Linked DNA regions of Mus musculus: region 2 is linked to region 1. Evidence: chromatin loops called from intact Hi-C (ENCODE). Cell type or tissue: left cerebral cortex. All regions are shown on one strand. Links, peaks and the distances in the headings refer to the core of each region. The heading gives the core; the rest is flanking DNA.

The links. A loop is a pair of places that touch in the nucleus more often than their neighbours do. Peaks named below come from ENCODE experiments on the same cell type or tissue, not always from the same donor. Only the 100,000 strongest peaks of a DNase experiment are listed, where the experiment ranks them.
Region 2: a loop joins it to region 1, with 3 times the contacts of the local background. A loop is called at or near these places in 1 of 42 quality-filtered maps.

What each region holds. Positions count from the first base shown.
Region 1 is chr3:96,100,842-96,107,722 of GRCm38, reverse strand. It overlaps Otud7b (OTU domain containing 7B), which reads right to left and starts at 3,196. Exons shown (of 12, transcript NM_001025614.1): 1 at 2,904-3,196. It overlaps Gm30044 (a long non-coding RNA gene), which reads left to right and starts at 3,367. Exons shown (of 2, transcript XR_375856.2): 1 at 3,367-3,535. In left cerebral cortex, for the core only: a CTCF peak has its summit at 3,146; DNase peaks (open chromatin) are centred at 3,137, 3,346, 5,027, 5,330 and 2 more places; H3K4me3 peaks cover 2,168 bases; H3K27ac peaks cover 3,274 bases.
Region 2 is chr3:96,168,839-96,175,719 of GRCm38, reverse strand. It overlaps Mtmr11 (myotubularin related protein 11), which reads right to left. Exons shown (of 17, transcript NM_181409.3): 14 at 6,511-6,684; 15 at 5,731-5,913; 16 at 5,074-5,367; 17 at 4,002-4,634. The coding sequence ends at 4,488. Sf3b4 (splicing factor 3b, subunit 4) reads right to left here and starts at 3,214. Exons shown (of 6, transcript NM_153053.4): 1 at 3,113-3,214; 2 at 2,621-2,749; 3 at 1,637-2,179; 4 at 1,191-1,397. The coding sequence starts at 3,146. In left cerebral cortex, for the core only: no CTCF peak of the experiment used is centred there; DNase peaks (open chromatin) are centred at 3,301 and 3,895; H3K4me3 peaks cover 2,307 bases; H3K27ac peaks cover 2,583 bases.

The DNA of each region.
Region 1 (6,881 bases), core at 774-5,773:
CTCCAAGGGAAAAGACATCTTTTTTGCATCTTTCTATCTCCCCAGATACTGGAGCTTAAAGGTCGCTTTATCCAAGGGAGTGTTCAATCATTATTCAGCAAGAATTTTCTTTTTAAGTTCTCTCTTCTATTATCTATTAAAGAGTGAACTGAATTTAAAAATTCATGAAAAAAAAACTGCCCTGTACAAAATTTTAATTGTATGAATTTATCAGGCATTAAAATTCCAGTCTGCTATCTCACTGTCTTTACGTTCCATAGAAAATATATTTCTGAGACCACATTTGCCAAGATTAATTTTTCCCCCTTTCGTGGGGTTAAGTGTTTGTGGTAAGAACACTTCCTTAGACACACATACTCATGCATACAGTCTCTCTGTCTCTGTCTCTCTCCAATAGTCTCAGCCAGCACTGTTAGAATTTGGGAGCTCAGAAACTTTAATAAGCAGTATAATATCCCCATAACAAAGTAGATATTTACTTTTGATACTAAACTTTTCCACAATAACTCACCTGGCTGCATATAATGTACCTCAAGTTTCTAAGAAGTCGTCTAAGAACTGAGACTAGCAGTGGATATATTGAGCTGCTTGTTCTAAACTCATTCCTAGGTTTAGTCAAATGCTTCAATCCATACCTGGTAGAGTAACGTATACAGTTCAACAAAAGGAAGTTAGATATAAACAGAAATTACCCATGTGTCATAACTATGATTGGCACCAGCCAACTCCCAGGGATTAAGGCAACTATTAGCAGTTAAGACTCCAAGAAGATACGTGTGATTTTTTTTTAAATCCCATTTTAGACTCCAACTGAGATGTTTTTCCACTAATAGGTAGAAGGATGGGGAGGAAAAGAGAGATTAAAGCAATTATTACTTCAAGAACACTTCCAAATTAGTGACATAACTCCATCACAGCACATCTAACACTGCACATCAATCGTTGGTCACCGTGCCTTACACAACTCATCAGAACCCACTGTTGGCCACCCTGCCTCATACAACACACCAGCCTTGTTTCTTTGACAAAGTTTTACTTTTTTTCTCTTCCACAGAGAAAGTCCCTGGTACTACATGAAAGGGATAAGACAAACCAGAGCACTGAAAATAAACAAACAAATTAGAAGTAGTTTGGAAACTACCTACCATCTTTACTTCCCACTTAAACATATGATGTCCAAAACAGACATCTATTTAGTTCTAAATTATTCACGTTAATGGGTAATGATTGGCAGAAAGGTGCTGATAATCCAAAATGAGAGCAAAAAAATCGAAAAAGAAAAATCTATTTTTGTTTTGGAATATGTGTCTTCAGCATATTTACCTTCTCAATTATGCCTAGCATGAGCTAATATTTGTGTTCATGTGCAATCTCTAAGTACACAGAAACCAGCCTGGATTACAAAGGTGCTCGAAAGATGCCAGTTCACGTAAAGTCAGAACAGACTGCATTCAGTGCTGTACAGGAGGAACAGCAATTTCTTTTATTTTACATTCTCTTTAACCTTCAAAATATCAATAGACTAGCACAGCAGGTTAGTAAACTTAAAAGACCTGCTTGAAAAACAATGAGGGTAAAGAACATAATTAATTCCTCATTGTTTACCTAGAATGTGTTCCTATGTAAGTTATATACTGCCAACATTTAACTACAAGTCTGATTCTCCCTGGCAGACTTCTCCATCCCTCAGGAACAGAATCTCATTGACTAAGAAACACATTTCCTAAATGTCTTTTTAGATATGCAACATAGAAAAAAATAAAAAATAGAAATTAGCTACTCCTTTGGAGTCTTCTTACCACCACTTCTCCTTATTTTTCTTATCCACCTGACAGGTTTTGAGACACAAAGGGATCCAGCATCCTAAAAGACCTAAGTATATTGTAGGAAAAGCCAAAGACCCACAAATTACCAGCTTCTAAATAAAACACCCTATGTAGTATTCACAAAAAGATAAAGAAAGCCAAAGTCAAAGCGGGTTAGCGATTGGCTTTGCAGTCATGAAAATTCCCTAAGGGGAAAAAAAAATTTGGGGGAGGGGGAATAACCTCTTAGATCAAATCTCACCAGTTCGCTTCTCTCAACTTCCCCATTTTTACATGTGTCTTGTGCCCAGAAAAGACACCTATGTTAGACTGACACTCTATCACCAGAGAAGAGAGACAGACTCTGAGGGCTGGTCCTTGTGAGCCGACAGGCTAAAAATACGCCGGCCCAGTAAACAAATCCCATTCCATCTCAACAGGAGCCACACCGTTAACCTAGTAATTATGAGAAGAGTGCGATCACACAGCCCCCAGCTTACTCATCATCAGCTTCTAAAGTTTCCATCAGCGCACAGAAACTTTTTTTTTCTGAAGTCCATAAGCCTGCCCTAGAATTTCTACACCTACACTCACCACAGTCTCTCTCTCCTCTCTCCTCTCTCCCCTCTCCCTCTCTCTCTCCTCCCTCCCTACCCCCCTTCCTCCATTACTGGACGCACCTCAGTTTGGCTATCGTTAAGAACAAACTTGGCTTTTCTTTTTTACTTTTATAGTGACTTTAAAAGAACTTTATCCTACTTGGGGGGGGGGGGCTGCATCTAGACCACCCTAAAACTCCGCCATCCGTCTCCCAAAGTCTAGCTGACAAGAGGGGACTATCCAAACTGCCCAGCACAGCTGGGGAAGGGACAGGAACCGCCGGCCAGGGCTGAGAGCGCAGGACGCAGGTGAAAGATTGGCGTGAAGGAGGAAGGTGGGGACCAAGCAGAGAGCGGGTGCTCAGGGGGAGATGGCTTCAGGTGAAGTCTCGTCAGAGAGAGTGAGCAGTGGAGCTCGACGACGCAGAGTTGGGGCGCTGGAGAGGCGGGAGGAGCGGGGAGGAGATGGGGAGGGTGTCAGGGCTGGGGTCTCCGTTACCCTCGCGACTCTCGGGGCAAGGCTCTAGGCCGGGGCGGAGCGCGGGGCCCGGCCGCCTCGCCTCATTCCTCGGCAGTGACCCCGGGGTCCAAGCGGCCCCTCCCCCGACGACGATGGAGGCGGAGGCGGACACTGCGACCGCGGCTGTTGCTCTCCACAGGAGATAGAGCTGGAGCCAAGCCGGGACTGACCGGAGCTGGCCTCTTCCCAATGGCTTTCCGCCGGCTCCTCCACACCGGGTCGCCACTCCGACTCCAGCGGCTGGTTCAGGATCGGTGGCTTTCGGCCGTCCGGCCGGAAACAAGCGCCCGTTTCCGGCCGGAGCGGGTTGGCGGTGACACCCTAGCCGCCCCCGGGCCTCCTCCCGCCCGGCGCGGCCGGCCCCGCCCCGTCCCGCCCCGCCCCTCCCCGCAGCAGCCCCGCCCTCGGGACCGCTTTGGGGCTGTGGCCGGTTTGGCGCTTGCCCGGCGCGTGACCCCGCGCGTTTTTGGCTCGCGTCCCCGAGCCCCCGGGCGGAGGCACTTTTGAGCGGGAGCTGGGAGCTCGGCATGGACTGTTAAGACTTTGGGGTCGCATCAGTTGGCGCCAGCCCTAAGGGAAGAAATGGAGACTGGCGGAGTAGCTTTCGAAAGGTGAGAAGGATAAAAATACTTGAGAAGGTTGAAATTCTAGTTACTCCACGCAATCCTGGACCAACCAGACTGAATTGAACATCGCTTCTTACAAACCAGCCCCACCCAGCTATGCATTCCCCTTGTTCCTTCACTCTTGACGTGAACGTACCCTTTGCTATATTCACTTGCATAACAATACTCCCTTAGTAACATCCCTGCCACAGTCAGTTTTTTAGTTAATGTTGTAAAAACACATTGTCAATGTGTTTTTACAACATTACAGCATAACTCAATGCCTTTACTTATTGAAGCCCTACTGTTGTAAAAGCACTGTATTCTGGAAGACTGGAAATAGAAAACGCAACAAGACATAAATCCCAAGCATCAGCAATCTAACAATTTAGTATTAATAGAATTCACTGAAATATTTTATATAAAGCAAAACAAACATATATGTCACGGAGGTTACAATGAGCTGTGCCTAGGAGCACACAAACAAGCCATCTCAGCCTTTCATGTTTGTAAAGGAATATGGACTGCTTCCAGAAGAACTACTTTATTGAAAACACAAAAATGGGCCCAGCTTATGCTATACTCTAACCAAATGAATCCTAAAATTTAACTCAGATCTCTAGAATCCACACATTCAAGGCAGTGTTTATTATCAAAATTATGTTCACTGGGTTTATGTAAAAGCATAATGCAGTTGGCTCTTCATTTTCCTCAGTATTCGCTGAGAATTTTGGTTTCTAATGGGGAAGGATAGAGCACAGAATTATCCAGACTAGGAACTGACACCTGAAACAGGAAACCCACTGGAAAAATACCCTTAAGTTTAGAGTTGAAAGTTTAGGGCTGAACCTAAGGCCACGTATACATGTCTCAGCCAAGCAAAGTAGCTGGTGCCTTTGGAAGATACCACAACTTACAATGCAACTTAGCAAGCCAGAGCTTAGAAGATCCAGGGAGTACCGATTGCAACTACTATTTTGTGACAAATTTGAGAAGAGGGTAGGATTTGGTCTCACTGAATTCCGTAGATCATACTAGCCCCTGCTGGCTAAGTCTGATGTGGGAAGGCAGAACTCTGCAAAACTGAGAGCTGCTTTCACACTCATCGATTAACTATGTTTAACACACTTTCACACACTCCTTAGGACCAGGTATGGAGCTCAAAGGCTCTCTCCACCTTAAGTACAAGGCAGAGGGGTTGGTTTTGTTGTTGTTGTTGTTTTGTTTTTGTTTTTGTTTTTGTTTTTGTTTTTGTTTTGTGGCAATGACCACAAAAAGTGGTCCAGATTAAAAAGTTGAGCCAAGTTGCTGGTCAAAGCCATTTAAGCGATCGCACATTGTAGGCCTGCCTGGAAATTTAGGGATCAGGAAGTGATGGGGTTGCCATTGCTCTGTGCCTGTTTCTTACTCCGACCATCCATCAGGCATTGTTGTTTGTGTAATTGCTCAATGGGCTACTTGTCTTGGCCAGCTCTGTCTGTGTGGGTAGCAGTGTGGTCAGCTGGGCTGGAAGCCAGGCCACCTGGGTTCTGGTCCCAGCTCAGCCAGTCCCTAATCCATTAAGTGACTCCCTTCCCATTCCTATGCTGTCCGTTTCTTTGCCTATCTAGGAGCGGCTTCTCTTTCAGTGTGCAGACACTGTCACAGTGTCCGATGCTCCGAAAGCTACCATCTGATAGTAAATAGTCACAGCAGCCTGAGTACAGCGGAGTCTCCCCCCCCCCACCCCCAACCAGGTAGAATAGTATGGAAAAATCATCAAAGAAAACCCCAGCAGTGTGCACAAGGCCACGCCCCTTATCCTCCACAAGGCCACGCCCCCATCTGCCGCTCAGCTCACTGTTCTTTTCCACCCTGACAACTGTTTTTGTTTCCTTGTCTTAGTGATTCTAAGCTTCAAGAAGCTCCGGGAGCTTTAACTTGCCTTTCACCAACGCTGCTCCAAGGAGAGTCAACACTAGGCTGATGGGTGCGGTGAGGGGAAATATTCAGAGAAAGCTGTTTTGCAACTAACCAGGAAGAAAAAAAAGGAGAAATTATTTGCATTTATATGTCTTTGTGGTAGAAAAGAAAACCAAACTGAAATAACTTCCTTTCTAGTACTATGACTATAATTTAGACCAGTGGTTCTAGGATGCCTTTAAAACTATAGATAGATAGATAGATAGATAGATAGATAGATAGATAGATACTGTACCTACTTAGGAATGTTAGACTAACTCAGAATTTTTGTAGCTGAAAACCATAAATCCATATATATATATGTTAAATCCATTCCTATCCTCTGACCCAGAAATTCTATTCCTTAGTATTTACCCACTAGAAAGGAAAATACGTGTCTATTAAAAGCTTGTAGATAAATGTTCCTAACAACTTTATTCCTAATAGCCACTCAATGGAAACTTTATTTCTAATAGCCACTCAATGGAAACCTTTCAAATGACCACAATAAAAAATAGACTCATATACATACATATGTATATGTATATAGGAATTTTTATAAAAAATAAATAAGGTACCTTTTTTAAAGATTTATCTGATTTTATGCATTTGGGTATTCTCCCTGCATGTATGTGTACCATGTGTGTGTGCTGTCCATGGAGGCCAGAGAGAGAGTGTCAGATCCCCTGGAACTAGAGTTACAGATGGTTGAGAGTCACATAGTGTTAAGAACTGAACCTGAGTCTCCTGCAAGAGCAACAAGTGCTATTTACCACTGTTTCATCTCTCTAGCCCTGCAAAAACTTCTGACTACTGATGTTTGCTCAATTGTAGAACCCTTATATAAGACCCTGGATTTGATACCCAGCAATACACACACATACACACATACACACGTACACACAAATTATTAAAAGAAAAAAGGCATTTTTATGAAACTCAAATTCCAAAACAGGCAAAAATACACAATAGTAGGTACCAGCTATGGCCAAGAGAAAAGAAAAATTAAAGGGACACAAGAGGATTTTCTAAAGTAGTGGAATGTGCCATGCCTTACTAAAAGTAGCCGTTACACATGTATATCACAATGGGGATTTTGTCTTAATTTTAAGGTATTGTGTTATTATTTTACATCTGTGGGTGTATCCCTGCATGGATATCTGTGCACCATGTGCCTGGTTCCTATGGAGGCTAGAAGAGGGCAGTCTGCTTATGTATCATTGCTAGATCTACCTCCTATTACTAAGACTCCAATGCTCCAGTGATCTCTTCTCACCAAAGTGATACCAACACATGGCAGCATAGCTGTTCTTGGCTGTCAACTTGACAGAGCCTGGGAAGCTGGAACCTCAAATGAGGATTTGTCTCCATCAGACAGGGCTATGCACCATCAGACTGGGCTATGCACCAT
Region 2 (6,881 bases), core at 1,229-6,228, 68 kb before region 1:
GGTGTGTCTGAAGTCAGCTACAGTGTACTTATATATAATAAACAAACAAACAAACAAATAAATCTTAAAAAAAAAAAAAAAAAAAAAAGAAGACAAGAGAGTGGATGTCAACTGCTCCAAGCAGAAAGTTTGGCATGTGTGAACACCAAACAGTAAACATGACAATGCCTGTAAGTTAGGCCAACCAAGAGGACCCTGAGCGCCAGCAGTGAGACCAGGTTTTCTTCTGTAAGTAAAGGCAACAGAAGAATTTTAAGGAAATGTCTGAGCTGGGCGTGGTAGCGCACGCGTTAATCCCAGCACTCGGGAGGCAGAGGCAGGTGGATTTCTGAGTTCAAGGTCAAAAGAGAATTCCAGGACAGCCAGGGCTACACAGAGAAACCCTGTCTCAAAAAACAAAAAAACAAAAAAAAAACAAAAGAAGAAGAAAATGTCTGTGAATACCCTGGAAAAGTTACTCAGTGAAAGTAGATGAGTCCCTGAGTCAGTGACAGGAAGTGAGTGCAGTCTGAGCACTGGCTTGTGACCAATGACAAAAACATAAGCTAGACTTGCTCTGCAAAGTGGAGGACAGAACAGACAAAGCCCCAGAGTTGTAAACTGGGCTCCTACAAGTGAGAACTACTGAAGATGGTGTCAGAAAGAGGAAAGTTAAGTGTGGGTTGAGCAGTGGCCTTTTCTAGCCTGCCAAGAACCTAAGACCAGAGACCAATGGTAAATTAGCACCTTCACATTTAACACTACAGAGAAACAAAGAAAAGAGAAACAAGCAAAAAATCTACACAAACATAAAAAAAGGAGCCGATCCAGGTTGCTATGGTTGACATTAGAGAAATCTAGAAACACGCACGCCTTTAGTCCCAGCACTTGGGAGGCAGAGGCAAGAGGATCTCTGAGTTTGACACTGCCAGCTACACAGAGAACCCGTTTCTCAAAAAGCCAAAAGCAGAAATGTCTTCTAGATTTGGCAACCTTGGAAGCAGAGGAGAGGTTGAGAGTTTTGCCCAGTACAAGCTATCCTTTAGGAAATACAAGAACTGGAGATAAAACAGGAGCACCAACACGTACAAAGTACTGTCTGTTTCTGAAGAAAAGGAGGACTCTGGACTATTTTCATCCAAGACTACCAGGACAGACAGTAAGAAAGCCCCTCTCACAAGCTCAGCTCCTTCCCAGCACAGAGCCCTTACCTGGATGGGGCATCCCACCTGGTGGGAACGGGTGAGGATGTGAGTGTCCGTGACCGGGATGTCCAGCCCCTGGAGTCCCTGCTGCTGGGGGGCCATGTCCTCCAGCCCCAGGTGGCATAGGTGGTGGGGGCATGGCTGGGGGAATCCCAGGAGGGAGGGCCCCAGGAGGTGGCACTGGAGGTGGAAAAGAGCCAGGAGGCGGCATGCCTGTGTAAGAAATGGAAGACAGTTAATGTCTTGCAGAGCTCCAGCCTCCCCCCTGCAGGCTTCCCTTCAGCTTCACTCCATCTGCCAACTTCATCCGCCAACTTCATCCCTTCCACCAGCACGCCTCACTCCTGTCTCACTGCCCAACAACTTAGCAGCTTACTCTACCAGGGCTGCTTCTGCCTCCTGAGCCTCCCTCCCAAGAGCCTCACTGGCACAGTCTGAACTCCAAGCTGTACCTGGTGGAGGAAGCCCAGAACCCAGGGATGAAACCACGGGATTGGGGGCAGAGGGCGGAGGGGGTGCATCGGCAAACAGCTGGTGAGGGCGGTCAGCCTGGGACAGCGGGTTCTGGGCTGCCAGGAGTCTTTCAGCTGCTGAGCCATGGCGTTCACCCTTAGAGTCCTTCTTGAAGGCATAAGACACAGTGATAGGACGGTTACACAGGTACTGCCCGTTCATGGCCTCAATTGCTGCATCCGAAGCATCGAAGGAGGCAAAATTAATGAAGGCGTAACCCTTGGAGTTGCCTGTGTCAGGGTCCCGCATGATCTTGGGGGTCTGTAGGATGACTCCAAAGGCGCTGAAAGTATCGTAAAGCAGCTTTTCATCAATTTCTGGGTCCAGATTTCCAATGAAAATGTTGGCTCCCACATCCAGGTTTTTGTTGTGAGCTGAGGCCTTGTTCACCCGTATTGGCTTTCCATAGAGTTTGATCATGTTCATAATCTTAATGGCATAGTCGGCATCTTCCTCGCTCAGGAATTCAACAAAGCCATAGCCTGGGGAATCAATGAAAAAAACAAAACAAAACAAAAAACAAACAAACAAAAAAAACCCATCATTCAGGGGAAGAGACTCAAAATGAAACATTAACTCCCCAGCCTTCAAACACAAAGAACATAATAGATAATAGCTGGGCGACTGCACGTGCACGTGCTTTTAATGCCACCACTTCGTAGCAGAGGCAGGTGGAGCTCAAAGATCGTGACCAGCCTGGTCTACAGAGCAAGATCTAGGACAGCCAGGACTACACAGAGAATGGTTGAGAATGGTTCCAGAAACTAGAGCTAAGAGAAAATATTCCAGAAACTGGGAATTGAAGCTGAAGGAGAAAGCAATCTTTAGGTTGCTCATTCCAAAGGCGCTGTGCCTAGCGGCTGAGCCTCTTCGGGGCCGGTTAACCCTCTCCAGGGCTGATTCCTGCCCCGTACCCTACTCACCCTGGTGCTGGCCAGTGACTCTGTCCTTGGGCATGTGGGTGTTGACCACTGGCCCTGCCTGGAGAAAGAGCTCCCACAGCAGCGGCTCACTCACTTTCTCGTCCAGACCGCCCACGTACACCGTGGCATCTAAAGGGAAGAAGCAGGCGATGAGGAGTCGGCAGTGAAAAAGAAGACAAAAACCAAAAACCGTCGCCTAAAGCCCTGAAATTCCCTCTGCCACCATCATCTAGAAAATCTGCTACGTCTAATTTGGCATTCTTGCTGGTCCGGTACTCCCGGGAGGCTTTTGTCTTCTTGGTGGAGGGAGCTGATCTAGAAGCATCGCTTCTCACAGGCCTCGGCCTGCACCCGGCCTCGCGGCCAGCCAGGTGCCCAGAGGTCGGTGTCCCACCGGGGGGGATCTCGTCTACCACCCCAGGGGGAACGCTTCCGGCACTAATCTTCCCTCCACTTCCCTGCTCCTATCTTGGGCTCTTCTCTCCCAATTACCCTGATTCCGTTCGGAGATCGGTCCGGCAGCCATGGCGAAGGGGCTCCCGCCGTCTCTAAGCAGCAGCACCGCCCCCTGACCTCAGTTACAACTTCCACTTCCGGGCCAAGGCTCACGTTGGGCGGGGCCGGCGCCGGGGGGGGGGGGAGGAGCCGGAAGCGATCGCGGCCATCTTAGGGGTCGGAGTCTTGTCTTTCGGAAGGGAAAGGCGCTCTAGGGCTGCTGCTGTAGTCGGGGCGGAACGGATGTGCTCAGCCCGTCTCGACACAGTTAACTAAAGCCCCGGATGCTTCCAGACTGTTAGAGGCTCACACGGCTCCCCAAACGCACATTCAAGTGCAAAACCAGGCTTTGTACGTTCTGTGACGCAGAGTTGTGTCCTAAGTGCAGGGCCAGGACTGCCTTCTGGAGCGACCTATTATTTAGTGAGGTCCACGACGCTCGTGCAGACTCGCCCTCGGCCTAGACTTGAGCCTGAGGTATTTTGTTTTCCCCTAAGTGTCAAATCTCCGCTTATCTTGGGAAATCTGGGACACGAAACCGGGTTGGGTTGCGGGCTGGTATCGAAGCTTTAAGGAGCAGACATGGATCTCTTGAGTTAAAGGCCAGCCAGGTCTACAGAACGAGTTCCAGGACAGCCATGGCCACACAGAAAACCTGTCTCAAAAAACAGAGTTCCAGCTGGCCTAATAGACACATAGAGACCATGTCTCAAAAAAGGTGTGCGGACCCCTTCCCCCATATTTTATGTGTATTTCTTCCAGGCCACGCCTGACTTGGATCCTTTATTTCCTTACAATAATTTGGGTGTTTTTCTCAGTTCACACCCTCCCCTCCACCCCCACGGCTTTGCTGAGATCTTCATTCAACACAAGAAAATACCAGCAATGTGTAGAAATACTGTGCTTTAATGAACTCCTTAAATAGAAACGCTGCTATGAAAATATACAGTGGGAGGAGACGGTTTCTCCCTTATTCACCTCGTTCCCACAGAAGACTAAGAAAAGATTTCAAAGTAGTGTAGAGAGGTTGCGAATGAGGTCTCTAGGACATCATTGTTGGGACTGATGAAAAGGGTCTCTCATGTCACAGTTTTGACGGCCATCCAAAAGGTACAGAATTGCCTGGGAAAAGGGGCAATCACATTCTGAACTGGTCTTGTTTCTTAGTTTTCAAATCACAAGAAATGAAAATAGCCCCAGAAATCAAACAAATCGGGAGACCTTTAGGTTGGTAGCGCCACCATCTGCTACAGAAACGGGCCTTCTAAGTGAACTCTGCAGACTGGAATGCCAAAGCTGAGGCGTCAAGGTCAGACAGGAAGATGAGCAGAGACCCCTGCCCTGCCTCTGAGAACGACGCTAACAAACAGTTTCAGCAGATCTGAGAGAGGATGGTATTCGGATCTCTTTTCTTGCTCTGGTCCTCGGGAGATATTCTTGGTGTCCATTGTCTTAACAGTTCCTGAAGGTGAGAAAGCTCATCCTGAAGGGCAGAGACTGTGAGAGCTGAGGAGCCCATCTGGGGAGGGGCAAAGCGCACAGAGGAAGACTGTTACAGGGCTTGCTTCCTGGTTCCTTTTTTTTCCCCCTTTTCTGTTTTTTGTTTTGTTTGTTTTGTTTTTCCAGTTGGGTTTCTCTGTGTAGCCCTGTCTGTTCTGGAACTAGCTCAAACTCAGAGATCCACTTGCCTCTGCCTCCTGAGATCTAGGATTAAAAGGTATGCGCCACAACTACCCGGCTATTTTTCTACTAAGATCCTTGGTACTTCTAGAGTCTTAAGTGATCTTTCCCTTCTAACAGTGCTCTAGATTCTACATGATCCAAGCCACAGGCAGTTTTCTCACCATCTCCTATCCCAAGTGGGCCCAGTTTGAAAAATGCAATGCTACTCCCCAGTTCCTCCAGCCCTTTGCCTTTCCAGCTCATTCTCCCCCATCCAGTCTGTCTTCCCTTCTCACCTGGACCTCAGGCCTGCCCCTCAGGTAACAGCGTTTCCAGAACCTGATCTGTGGTCCCAGATATCCAGGCAGCAGTAGCCCGGGAGGTAAAGGGCAAGCTCCCCAATGTGAGGGGAGCCCCCATTCCTGGTCAGCTAGGCTTTCGGAGGATCTGGCAGGTCGAGGGAGCCAATGAGAAGAGACTGCCAGCAAGGAGGAGCTGTCTTGCCAAGGACAGAGCTGATTCAGTGGGGTCAGGGTCCCTCTAGAGAACAGCCACATAGAACTAGGGGGTCCAGGAACCATGAGGCTTTGCTAAAAGAGAAGAAGTCAACAGACAACTGAGAAGTGGGAAGGGATACCTAGCTGCCCCTGACTCATTGTTCCAGTGACAAACTGCGGCCCCCTCCCTCTGACCTCCCTTCTCCTCAGCAGACTAGGGTTTTGGGCTTACTGGGTTGATTTTAGAGAAACGTATAATATATGGACATGAACCAAAATGAATATCAAAAGAACATTGTCTGCTATTCTAGAACAACTGTCTTGCTGAAGGCTGGCTGCAAGTGACAGCTATAAAAGATAGTGGTGTCTTTCTCTGAGGGACTCGGATATCCTGTCATTCTCATCTAGTAGTGGGAACCTGAGAGAGTCAAGGGAGTTGAAGTGTAGGTATCTTACCTGCTGTCTAGAGAACCTGCTGTCTGGGCAATGCTCCGGATCGTAGCCAGGATTAAGGAACTGTGATATCTGTTCCTTGCTGTAGCGTAAATCCCAGTCCCAGACAGACAGATGTAAGTTAGCAGAGCTTCCAGCTAGGGGCTGGGAGTACTCAGGGGTGTAAACTTGTGTGTACGAGTTGAACTAAATAGAGGAAACAAAGAAACGGGTGATGGGTGCTTTGAGCTCAGGATTGGTTTTGTGGATAAAAGCACTTGCCATTGAGACTGAGGACCTGAGTTTGACTTCCCGGAACCTACACAAAGCCAGACACATAGCTCAGGGCCTGCCGTTTCAGTGCTACTACAGGATGCTGGGGGGGAAGAGACAGAAGAATCCCTAGAAGTTCCTGGTCCAGCCAGCCTGGAGTAAGCAGCAGACAAGCAACAGGGACTCTGTCTCAGTAGGTGGAAGGTGAGTACTGATGCCTGAGGTTGACCTCTGACCTCCACAGGACTATGACATATACACGGTCACGGTCACACGCATAAATGTGCACAAACTCAAAAATTTTAAACAAGGTTGGTTAAACCAGTTTGTGTCCCTGTCCTACACCTGGAACAAATTATAAACCTTACCTCCTATTTCTGGCATCACATACAAAACAAAAATCTGATCCTAAGAGTGAGCACCCACCCCACCCCCCCCAACCCCTTCCCCAAACCTCAAGCTTCCTAAACCAAGACCAAATTCCAAAGTTTGAAATGCTCAACAGGAACAAATTAAAAAGAGGTCACTGACCTGTCCACTCTTCTTCCCGCGCTCCCAGGGAGTGTTTCTCAGAAAGGTGAGGGTGTCCGGAACCCTGATACTATCATGAAGAGCAAGAAGAAAAAACTCAGAGAATTCAAATTCCGCTGGAAACTGCTGGAGGAGCTGCCAGGCACAGTCAAGGAAGAGAGGAAACACCGGGGCCTGAGAAGAGAAAACAGTCGCATGGGGGTGTCTGCAAGCACCTGACAAAGGGGAGAACAAGAGCCAGAACAGGACACCAAGGAGGGCAGGGATTAAAACAGGAAGTGAGAGTAGAGTAGGGGTTCAAGGCTGACTCTCCTGAGTGTCCACTCAGCCCAGCAGCCCATTCAGACCGGGTTTGTGTCTAGTGGGCTAGG